Regions from separate parts of the Homo sapiens genome. Here all the other regions are linked to region 1. A link is a contact called in ENCODE Hi-C or POLR2A ChIA-PET data. All regions are on one chromosome and are shown on one strand. Each heading gives the region's core, a stretch centred on a gene start or an enhancer-like site at or near the end of the contact. The rest is flanking DNA. Distances are from core to core; before and after follow the strand shown.

What was found. Hi-C counts contacts between places; a loop is a spot of excess contacts on that map. ChIA-PET counts read pairs that join two places held with the same protein, here RNA polymerase II (POLR2A). Pooled maps may share reads with other maps.
Region 2: a loop to region 1 is called in a pooled map, with 4 times the contacts of the local background. The contact joins the enhancer-like site here to the promoter of MRM1 in region 1. A Hi-C loop is called at or near these places in 2 of 168 maps with a recorded cell type or tissue (IMR-90 and breast epithelium) and 6 of 50 pooled maps.
Region 3: a loop to region 1 is called in a map of endothelial cell of umbilical vein, with 18 times the contacts of the local background. The contact joins the promoter of C17orf78 here to the promoter of MRM1 in region 1. A Hi-C loop is called at or near these places in 20 of 168 maps with a recorded cell type or tissue (CD4-positive, alpha-beta T cell, CD4-positive, alpha-beta memory T cell, CD8-positive, alpha-beta T cell and 15 more), 24 of 37 single-sample maps with no recorded cell type and 26 of 50 pooled maps. POLR2A ChIA-PET finds 5 or more read pairs at or near these places in 4 of 52 experiments (BJ, HEK293, MCF 10A and 1 more).

Annotation. Positions count from the first base shown.
Region 1 is chr17:36,599,676-36,603,300 of GRCh38, forward strand. It overlaps MRM1 (mitochondrial rRNA methyltransferase 1), which reads left to right and starts at 1,908. Exons shown (of 5, transcript NM_024864.5): 1 at 1,908-2,677; 2 at 2,878-2,971. The coding sequence starts at 2,136. DHRS11 (dehydrogenase/reductase 11) reads left to right here. Exons shown (of 7, transcript NM_024308.4): 5 at 1-88; 6 at 297-362; 7 at 487-1,129. The coding sequence ends at 528.
Region 2 is chr17:37,505,105-37,508,729 of GRCh38, forward strand. All of the region lies in intron 1 of DUSP14 (dual specificity phosphatase 14), which reads left to right. Among named protein-coding and RNA genes, the nearest start is that of DUSP14, 17 kb to the left of the region's middle. RefSeq lists enhancers at 1,908-2,408, 2,409-2,909. Within about 2 kb of position 1,752, at least 3 of the 41 ENCODE cell types and tissues checked have a DNase peak (open chromatin) inside an H3K27ac peak, as active enhancers do; they include breast epithelium, where a contact is called at or near this core.
Region 3 is chr17:37,374,442-37,378,066 of GRCh38, forward strand. C17orf78 (chromosome 17 open reading frame 78) reads left to right here and starts at 1,544. Exons shown (of 7, transcript NM_173625.5): 1 at 1,544-1,709; 2 at 3,438-3,524. The coding sequence starts at 1,652. The region is part of intron 1 of ACACA (acetyl-CoA carboxylase alpha); the gene reads right to left.

The sequences.
Region 1 (3,625 bases), core at 658-3,157:
CTCTCCAGGTGTGGTGGAGACACAATTCGCCTTCAAACTCCACGACAAGGACCCTGAGAAGGCAGCTGCCACCTATGAGCAAATGAAGGTGGGGCCTCCCTCTGAGCCTGGTGAAGCCACTGACTCCCTAAATGAAGGCAGAGGGAAGCTCGGCCTTCAGACTCCACTCTTCCAGCCTTTGTGGCTCCTCCTGGAGGGTTGGGGTGGATGTGTGGATGCCACAGAGAAGCTCAGTGGTGGGAGGGAATTTGAGTCCATTCTGTCCTTGTCTCAACCCATTCCCCTGGTGCTCTCAGTGTCTCAAACCCGAGGATGTGGCCGAGGCTGTTATCTACGTCCTCAGCACCCCCGCACACATCCAGGTGAGTCTGGCCCTGACTGTCTACTCACTGGAGGAACCCAACCAGCCCCAGAGGAGGGGAGCAGGGAGCCCTGCAGGGCCAGGGGAGAGTGTCACAGCTGCCTCATGCCTTGTACCTTCCACAGATTGGAGACATCCAGATGAGGCCCACGGAGCAGGTGACCTAGTGACTGTGGGAGCTCCTCCTTCCCTCCCCACCCTTCATGGCTTGCCTCCTGCCTCTGGATTTTAGGTGTTGATTTCTGGATCACGGGATACCACTTCCTGTCCACACCCCGACCAGGGGCTAGAAAATTTGTTTGAGATTTTTATATCATCTTGTCAAATTGCTTCAGTTGTAAATGTGAAAAATGGGCTGGGGAAAGGAGGTGGTGTCCCTAATTGTTTTACTTGTTAACTTGTTCTTGTGCCCCTGGGCACTTGGCCTTTGTCTGCTCTCAGTGTCTTCCCTTTGACATGGGAAAGGAGTTGTGGCCAAAATCCCCATCTTCTTGCACCTCAACGTCTGTGGCTCAGGGCTGGGGTGGCAGAGGGAGGCCTTCACCTTATATCTGTGTTGTTATCCAGGGCTCCAGACTTCCTCCTCTGCCTGCCCCACTGCACCCTCTCCCCCTTATCTATCTCCTTCTCGGCTCCCCAGCCCAGTCTTGGCTTCTTGTCCCCTCCTGGGGTCATCCCTCCACTCTGACTCTGACTATGGCAGCAGAACACCAGGGCCTGGCCCAGTGGATTTCATGGTGATCATTAAAAAAGAAAAATCGCAACCAATCTGCCTTGGCTTCAGGAGTGTCTTTCCATTCTTTCCCCTTCTCTGTGATCAGGGGTGCTTGTGTCTCAGAATTTCTTCCAGGTAGGTCCCAGGTGGGTGGATTGGGGGCCTCACTCATGGGAGTATGGATTACCTTAGGTAGCAGGAATGGGTTTGTTTGGGCCTTGAAAACATGTAGGAGTTTGACAAAGCGAAGACAGGTGTGCAAGGCTGAGAGGTCTGGAAGAGCATGCAGTGCTGTGCGAACAGCTCAGAACTTAAGCACAGGAGCAAGGAGCCAGATGGGGCTGAAGAGGCAGCTCCTTCCTGCCTTCCTGGATCGCTGGGGGGCTGAGTGCTGCGCAAGAGTCTCGCCATTACCTGTGGGACGGGGGCGTTAGTGAGCTTGTCAGCAGGAACACGACAGGCTCAGAGTCACTTAGGAAGAGAATCAGCGGCCCGGGATAGGAAGTGACTGTTGGGGTCCTGCTGGCTGGTGATGGGCTAGTGAGAAGTTCTGGGAAAAATCACCAGCGCCGGGATGTGGGGAGGGAGGCAACAAGACTGAATTGGTTGACCAGGAAGGCCAACCCATCTCCTTAAAGGGCCCTTCACTGGTGCGTGGGTGAATGCGGTCCCCGGCCTCCTGGGACCTCGAGGAACACAGGACGCAGCCGGTAGTACGGCCAGCTCAGCTCGCCGCTCCTCTAGCCTTGAGGGAGGCGCTGTGGGGGACAGCCTGGCAGCCACGCATGCGCAAAACACCGTCAGGAAGGGGCCGGGGAGGGGCGGGCTCCCGAACCCGGAAGCGAGGGACCCACGTGGGAGCCTGGGAGCGGGTGGTCGTAGCTCGGTAGTCCAGTTGTGGGTAATCGGGGCTGTTTGTTCCTGTCCGAGAGAGCTCGGCGGAGACGGCTGTCGAGTACCCTTCACCTCGGTGTTGGGAGCCTGGGAGCGAACTGCGGCGCGGGTTACCGCTCCCGGGGACGCAGCAAGGGGCATCGAGTCCCTGGCGGGAGCTGCGCCATGGCATTGCTCTCGACCGTCCGGGGCGCGACCTGGGGTCGCCTCGTCACCCGTCATTTCTCCCATGCAGCGCGGCATGGGGAGCGGCCTGGTGGGGAGGAGCTAAGCCGCTTGCTGCTGGATGACCTGGTGCCGACCTCTCGGCTGGAGCTTCTGTTTGGCATGACCCCGTGTCTCCTGGCTCTGCAGGCCGCCCGCCGCTCTGTGGCCCGGCTCCTGCTCCAGGCGGGTAAAGCTGGGCTGCAGGGGAAGCGGGCCGAGCTGCTCCGGATGGCCGAGGCGCGGGACATTCCAGTTCTGCGGCCCAGACGGCAGAAACTGGACACAATGTGCCGCTACCAGGTCCACCAGGGTGTCTGCATGGAGGTGAGCCCGCTGCGGCCCCGGCCTTGGAGAGAGGCCGGGGAGGCGAGCCCAGGCGACGACCCCCAGCAGTTGTGGCTCGTCCTCGATGGGATCCAGGATCCCCGGAATTTTGGGGCTGTGCTGCGTTCCGCACACTTCCTCGGAGTGGATAAGGTCATCACCAGCCGGAGAAACAGGCACGGACGTCCCTCATTCTCTATGTGCCCCAACTTGGAGACGCAGCCGAGTTCCTAAGCACCTTGGCCCTTGGGTGATCCCTTAGCCAGACTTACCTGTCCCAGAACTCTCATCCCCCTAGCCCTTGGGAGCCCTGGGAGGGTAGGGAGCCGGGCTTGAGATGGCCCAGCCTAATGCGGGGAACGGGGAAACCTTGCAGCTGCCCGCTCACTCCAGTAGTCAGCAAGTCCAGCGCGGGGGCTATGGAGGTGATGGACGTGTTCTCCACTGATGACCTCACCGGATTTTTACAGGTAATGAGGGGCAAGAGGGGAAGGAACAGATGTGAGCCCAGCTCAGCCTCTTCAAGGGGACGAAGCTAGCCCCTGGCGAGGGAGAGAAAGGGGCATGTTGGCACCGCTTCCTTTGGCCTTCTAAATCCCTCTGGGGATGGAAGGGTCCTGGAGTTTTTAAAACGGCAAATGGAGCATTAGCTGAATTCTTCCTAGCGTTATACCCTTTCCTGCACCCCTTCCCCAGGTATGCACCACTTTGCCTCTTCTGTAAGTCAGCCTCAGTGTCTATTTGCCTACTAGGTCGGGCTTCAGTAAATGCATTTTGTTCAGCTGTGGGGAGCTGCGTACAGGAGACCTGAGTTCCTCGAATAGGGCACAGCTTGAAAGGATGTTTGAACAAGAAGATCTTTATGCCATTAGTATCTAGCAAGAGACAAACCTTGGAAACCCCTCTCCCATCCGTTTGTCTTCAGCTGTGCTTCCCTTGCTGGACACAAGGAGGCAGTATTGCTCTGCATATGGAATCCCCTCTGACCATACCCCCCCCAACCCCCACCCCAACTGCAGGGTGAGAAATTTCCCTCTTAAGAAGGGGGAGAGCTCTGGGACCTGTCTAGAACAACGCTGTCCAATAAAAATATGGTGTGAGAAACATAGGTAGTTTTAGCTTTT
Region 2 (3,625 bases), core at 502-3,001, 910 kb after region 1:
TGTTTTTTGAGTTTTGGGGTAGAAATGGGGTTTCACCATGTTGCCCAGGCTGGTCACCAACTCCTGAGCTAAAGTGATACAACCACCTTGGCCTCCCAAAGTGCTAGGATTATCATTTTCATTACTAAATCAGAAATGTGGGCCGGACCTGGTGGCTCACCCCTGTAATCCCAAGATCTCTTGAGCCTGGGAGATCAAGGCTATAGTGACCTAAGATTGTGCCACTGTACTCTAGCCTGGGCAACAGAGTGAGACTCGGTCTCAAAACAAAAAGAACTAGACAGACATTTACTTTATTAGAAGGAGAAAATGTGATTACAAAAGCTTTTTGAATATAAAAAGGTAACAGTGTAGGCCTCTCCAGTATATACTCTGGCCCTCTGAAATTCCTAAAACTGAAAGTATTTTAGTGAGAGCATTTTACACAGTCATCTGAAGCACTGTTGTGGCCATTTTCTGCTGTTGACTGAACATGAAAAGAAAAGCCGTAGATAGAATTTCAGTTAACTGCTGATTCTGGTGGTTGTCATCTTTTTTTTTTTTTTTTTTTTTTAAAGAAAAGTAACCTCCGTGGCATTAGGATGGATGCTGTCTCTGATTAGGCCATGACCCCATGTAGCAATTCTGAGTGTCAGGTACCACTGCTCCAGGTATGGATGCCAGTGCTGACCACAAGGCTACAAGGCTGATGCCCGCATCCCAGGAGCTCTGTGGAGCAGGGAGCAATCAGGTGTTATTAATATTAGTGTATGCATTACTGAGATTAGAGGCCCGCTGGGAAGACACTAATCTTGTATTTTGTTCAGTACTTAGTGTTCGATGCTTATTATCCAAAAAGACCAGCATCGTCTCTGAGAAGATGTTAAGAACAAACCAGACTGGGCTCAGTGGTTCAAGCCTGTAATCCCAGCACTTTGGGAGGCTAAGGCAGGTGGATCACCTGAGGTCAGGAGTTCAAGACCAGTCTGAGCAACATGGCAAAACTCTGTTTCTACTAAAAAATACAAAAAATTAGCTGGGCATGGTGGCATGCACCTGTAATCCCAGCTACTCGGGAGGCTGAGGCAGGAGGGTCATTTGAACCCAGGAGGCGGAGGTTGCAGTGAGCCGAGATAGCGCCATTGCACTCTAGTCTGGGTGACAGAGAGAGACTCCATCTCCCCCCCGCCCCCGTCCCCCTGCAAAAAAGAAAACAAAAAAACCCAAAAAACCCTGGGGTTGGTTTAGGACAGCTCTTCCTTTCTGTCTTTCACTCTACCCTACCCCCATCCCCCAAGCCAGGAAAATATTTTTTCCTCCAAGAAGCACGTGCCATTGCCAGAGCATCTTGGGAAGGCCAAGTTGAACACCATAGACAGTGATGTGGTCATTCTTAAGCATTCTTCCTGGTCATCATCGTCCCAGAGACCATTGTCCTGCAGTGGGATGGCATGTTCACTCAGAGAGCACCATGCAATTTGTGATCCCTCAAATACGGGTCAAACTCTGCTACCCTATCTCCTTTCCCTGTCTCCCAGGACACATTTACTGAGTAGATTTTCATGCACCTGTGATATAATACCCATGGGTTTTTTATTTTTTACCATCCAGTTCTACTGATCTGATCTGAGAACTGGCTGACTCTAGGGCTTCTTGTAGTGCCTACTCTGGGGCTGCTCCTTGCTGAGGTCCACCCTCTGCAGCCAGGGGGATGTTTTGTGCACCAAATGGTGTACCAGGATGTGGCAGTAGTTCCCTGTTCTGGCACTAGGGGAAACTGGAGCAGCTCGGCCCATCTGGGCTTAGCCTTTCTGTAAGTAGCACTGAAACACCTTCTTAGGCAGATCCACACCCCCCCGCGTGTGTGGCAGACGCTGGCTGGTGGTGTGGAGCGCCGCGAGGCAGGTGATGAGAACACAGCCACGATTTAGTCACCGCAGAGAAGCAGTGTGTGGACTTGAGCTAGAAATCCGGACACCTTCCATCTTTTCCTAGTTTCACTTCTCAAGTTGAAATCTCTCACCCTTTCTGAACCATGTATTTTCCAATCTGTCAAGGGGGTCAGGAGTGTTTGTCAGAGAAGCATCTATAGCATCTGTGCCCTCTACGTGCCCTCTGGCGGAAGTTGTTTTCCTGAAACTTTGGACCAGCTTTGGCATTTTAAGCAGGTTTGTTGGCAAAGAGATGGACTGGCAGCAGCAGGGAGGGAGCAATGTGTCTGTCTCACTTGGATTCTGCCCCGAGGGCTCACAATCTGTTTTCCCTGCAGCACCAAGTACCCTAGCGCCACTCAGCAAATGCGAGTTAACGGAATCAGCCCGGCTTCTACAGGGAACCTGGGCTCCTTTGCCTCAGGAAGGCAAGTGGCTTCCCAGACAGCGTAATTTGGGAGGATGCATCGCTCTGCCACCCAGGCTGGAGTGCAATGGCGCGATCTCAGCTCACTGCAGCCTCTTCCTCCCGGGTTCAAGCGATTCTCTTGGCTCAGCCTCCCTACTAGCTGGGATTATAGGCATGCACCACTGCACCTGGCTAATTTTTGTATTTTTAGTAGAGACGGGGTTTCACCATGTTGCCCAGGCTGGTCTCAGGTGATCTGCCCGCCTCGGCCTCCCAAAGTGCTGGGATTATAGGCGTAAGCCACCGTGTCTATGGCCAAGCCTCTCTGAATTAGACAACAACTAGATAACCTACTTGGAAATTTGATTAGCATCTTCCAGATTTTCCACAATGAGGAGCGTCATCCCCAGCAGCTTGAAGGCCTAATTTTGTGTTTATTACCACAGTGACTTTGCTTTTTAAACCAGTAGGATTCTGCCAGGGAAGACTTGGAAGTGGCAGGAGACCCTGCTCTGCTGTAGGAAAGGATGTTCTCAGAGTTTCTGCCCTGTTCATAGTTTACATCCAATGCACACACACGCAGTTTCCTTATGTGACTGCGTCCTTGTTCCTCCTCATGCTGTGATTTCACCTGTGGACTGCTCTGTGTACTCCCATAGCATTAACCAGTCATGGGATGTGGGCTCCCAAAGCGAGGCCTAGCCTCGAGTGAGGAGGCAGCTCCCTTCAGAGAAGGGCAGTGTCCAGGAGGGACTTGTGGTCTGTTAGCACCAGTACACCTGGTGCCTCAGTCTTCCAGGGGGAATGCAGACAGAGCCACAGCACTCACCTCTGCAGCAGTTCTCAGACGTGCCCCCGACCCGCAGCCTCACCTCAGAAAGGCAACTCTTCCAGCCCCACTCTGGAGGGACGGAATCAGAAGCTGGGGAAAGGTCCAGCAGTCTGTGCGCACAGCCCTCTGGGGGATTCTGAGGCATGCTCAGGTTTGAGAGCCCCTGCATTATAATGATAGAAATAGTTGTAAATGGAGCCAGGCACAGTGGCTCATGCCTGTAATCCCAGCACCTTGGGAGGCCAAGGTGGGTGGATCACTTGAGGTCAGGAGTTTGAGACCAGCCTGGCCAATGTGGCAAAACTCCGTCTCTACTTAAAGTACAAAAAATAGCAACGTGTGGTGGTGCACGCCTGTAATCCCAGCTACTCAGGAGGCTGAGGCAGGAGAATCTCTTGAACCTGGGAGGTGGAGGTTGCAGTGAGCTGAGATTGCGCCACTGCACTCCAGCCTGGGTGACAGAGCCAGACTCCA
Region 3 (3,625 bases), core at 294-2,793, 770 kb after region 1:
ATGCCCAGCTAATTTTTGTACTTTCAGTAGAGATGGAGTTTCTCCATGTTGGTCAGGCTGGTCTCGAACTCCCGACCTCAGGTCATCCACCCGCCTCAGCCACCCAAAGTGCTGGGATTACAGGCGTGAGCCACCGCGCCCGGCCCTTCATTCTCTTTTATGCTCCATCTATCTATGCCATGACAAAGTCTACAGATTATTACACTAGACACTAAAAAAATACAAATTTGGAAAAATCTTCAACAACAGTTATCTGTCTAGGAAAACCTTCCCAAGCCACAGACAGTACCACTCACCTGCCGTATTTAGCTCTTCCTCACAACCTCTCAGCCCAATGGTCATCAGAATGTTGTCCACCAATACTCACTTCACTATTCAGGAGTGTGAAGATGTGCAAAACTCAATAGGTATGTCTGTGCTAATGTGAGTTTATATATATAACTGGATTAATTCTAGAGATCATATGGTTCACGGCCGGCTGGGGTGGCTCACGGCTGTAATCCCAGCACTTTGGGAGGCCGATGGGGGCAGATCACTTGAGGTCAGGAGTTCGAGACCAGCCTGGCCAACATGGTGAAACCTGTCTCTACTAAAAATATAAAAATTAGCCGGCAGGGTGGCACACACATTTAATCCCAGCTATTCAGGAGACTGAGGCAGGAGAATCACTTGAACCCAGGAGATGAAGGTTGCAGTGAGCCAAGATTATGCCACTGCACTCCAGCCTGGGCAACAGAACGAGACTCCATTTCACAAAAAAAAAGGCCAGGCACGGTGGCTCATGCCTGTAATCCCAGCACTTCGGGAGGCCGAGGCAGGTGGATCACGAGATCAGGAGATTAAGACCATCCTGTCTAACACGGTGAAACGCTGTCTCTACTAAAAATACAAAAACATTAGCCAGGCATGGTAGTGGGCGCCTGTAGTCCCACCTACTCAGGAGGCTGAGGCAGGAGAATGGCGTGAACCTGGGAGACAGAGCTTGCAGTGAGCCGAGATCGTGTCACTACACTCCAGCCTGGGCGACCGAGCGAGACTCTGCCTCAAAAAAAAAAGAGATCATATGGTTCAGGACTCTCAATTTATAGAAGAGAACATTTAGATCCCAAGAAGTCAAGTAATTTTCTCAAGGTGATAGCTCATAAAAGGGCCTGTACTAGAACTCAATTGTACTGACTCCTAGTCCTAGTTTCCTGCTCTATTTCTATAATTCCTGCTCTAGAAATTATATTCCTTACTAGAAATCTCCACATCTTTTCATGAAAGTATATAAATCTCTGTGCCTGTGTCAGTGAGCATGCATGTAAATGTCTACGTGTCTATCTGCAAGTATTTGTAAAGCATATCAATGGGCGTTTATGGCCTTCCTGCTCGAGAAACCTCTAGGTAATCTAGTTCTCTATGTCGGCACCGGCAGCGAAGTCAGAAGAAGTCTGAGTGAATTATTAATAAGCAGAATTAGCCCTTTCTCCAATTAGATCTATTCCTGGGTCTTCAGGAAATGGGGCAAAATAATCAGGGTGGAATCAGAGTCTCTCAGGGTCAAACTTGGTTCCAGCTGCGTGTGGTGAAAGCAACTAGAGGCAGAGCTATCAAGGGCTGTGACAGATGAGCAGTGGTCTGTCTGCAATGAGCATGTGCTCAAGCTAACATGGATACCATCTTGGTCTTCAGCCTAATCATTGCATCCTATGATGCCAACAAGAAAGGTATGTAATTCTCTAGCCTAATCTCCTGGAAAATACAGAGAGAGGCCTAGAAAGAGTTTCGGGGTCTCTTCCACCAGATAGAGATGTAGCTGATATCCAGCAAGCAATACTTTCCAGAGTTAATCCCATGTATCCACTCGCCTCTAAGAAGGACTGCAACTTATTCATTCCAGAGAGATAGCTGTCTGTTTCATGATGAGAGGTCTTCAGAGAATGTGATGCATTCTTATGTCTTGTTCATGTAATTAACATTAAAAGTCCTTTCACTGTTGGATGGCTTTCTTTAGAGTTTCAGTATTGTCATCACCTAAGGTTCCCAAATTCATACTGTTCATAAGATGTTGCCTTTTTTAAGTTGGTACATGTAAATAGCTAGACGGTGATATTCTTGGGTGGGGAGAGCTGAGGGAAAGGGTGATATTGGGTGGAATGGCATCATTTGCTGCTCTTTGGTAACTGCTTATTTAAAATATGAGTTTTCAAAGTTTCATAAACATTTCATCTCTAAAATTAGCTAATCAAGGCTGGGCACGGTGGCTCATGACTGTAATCCCAGCACTTTGGGAGGCCAAGATTGGTGGATCACCTGAGGTCAGGAGTTCGAGACCAGCCTGGCCAACATGGCGAAACCCCATCTCTACTAAAAGTGCAAAAATTAGCCAGGCATGGTGGCATGCACCTGTAATCTCAGCTACTCGGGTGGCTGAGGCATAAGAATCACTTAAACCTGGGAGGTGAGGTTGCAATGAGCTGAGATCGTACCACTGAAATCCAGCCTAGGTAACAGAATGAGACTCTGTCTCAAAAAATAAAAAATTAAAATAAAAAAATAAAATTAGCTAATCAGAATTAAGACCAAATGGCACAAAGTGCAGCAGTAACGAATTTGACAAATTATAAAAATGTCACAACCCTTTGAATTATGTGCCAAAAAGCATAAATAACTAAGACCTATGGTTCTGTGGAAACCTATAGAGATACCAAGGTCAGACAATATAAATCTCCAAAAGCTTTATTTAATACAAGAAAGAAGACAGAATAGGAGGGAGAAGAGAAAATAAGCAGTATTTAAGGAAATGGGTTGGTTAGACTTTCATTAACTTAGTAAATTTTCTTAACTCTATTTGACCTTTCTTTGTCCTAAGGGTAATAGATTGGTACACAGTATTCTTTATACTAGGTCAACTACTACTTTGTATGTATTTGGCTGGGTGTTCTTTTTTGAGGGCCGGGCGTGGTGGCTCACACCTGTCATCCTAGCACTTTTGGGAGGCCAAGGCAGGTGGATCACCTGAAGTAAGGAGTTTGAGACCAGCATAGCCAAAATGGCGAAACCCCATCTCTACTAAAAATACAAAAATTAGCTGGGCATGGTGGTGCATGCCCGTAATCCCAGCTACTCGGGAGGCTGAGGCAGAAGAATCCCTTGAACCCAGGAGGTGAATGTTGCAATGAGCGGAGATCACGTCACTGCACTCCATCCTGGGCGACAGAGTGAGACTCCGTCTCAATAAATAAATAAATAAATAAATAAATAAATAAATAAATAAATAAAAGTAAAGTCTTTTTAGAGAGTGTTTGATCTCCCAAGTTGCAAGTTTTATGAGCAGGAACTGCAATCTTTCATATCTTCTCCATTGCCCAGAATTCTAAAAAGTAAGTACCAGTAAATTCTGATTTTCCCCAAACCTTCCCCGGTTCCCCTCCTCCCCCTCTGCTCACCCCCAGACCTCAGAGATAGCAGTTGCCGACTGGAACAGCTGCCTGGGATCTTCCCAAAAGACGTGAGAAGCATCAGAGAATTGCAAATGCAAGGTAGGGAATGGGTCCTTTCTGGAAAATGATATTGCCATTCCAAAAAATTTTTACCTTTAAAAGATATCTCATCTTCCCACTTCCTAGCCCATATCTCAAAT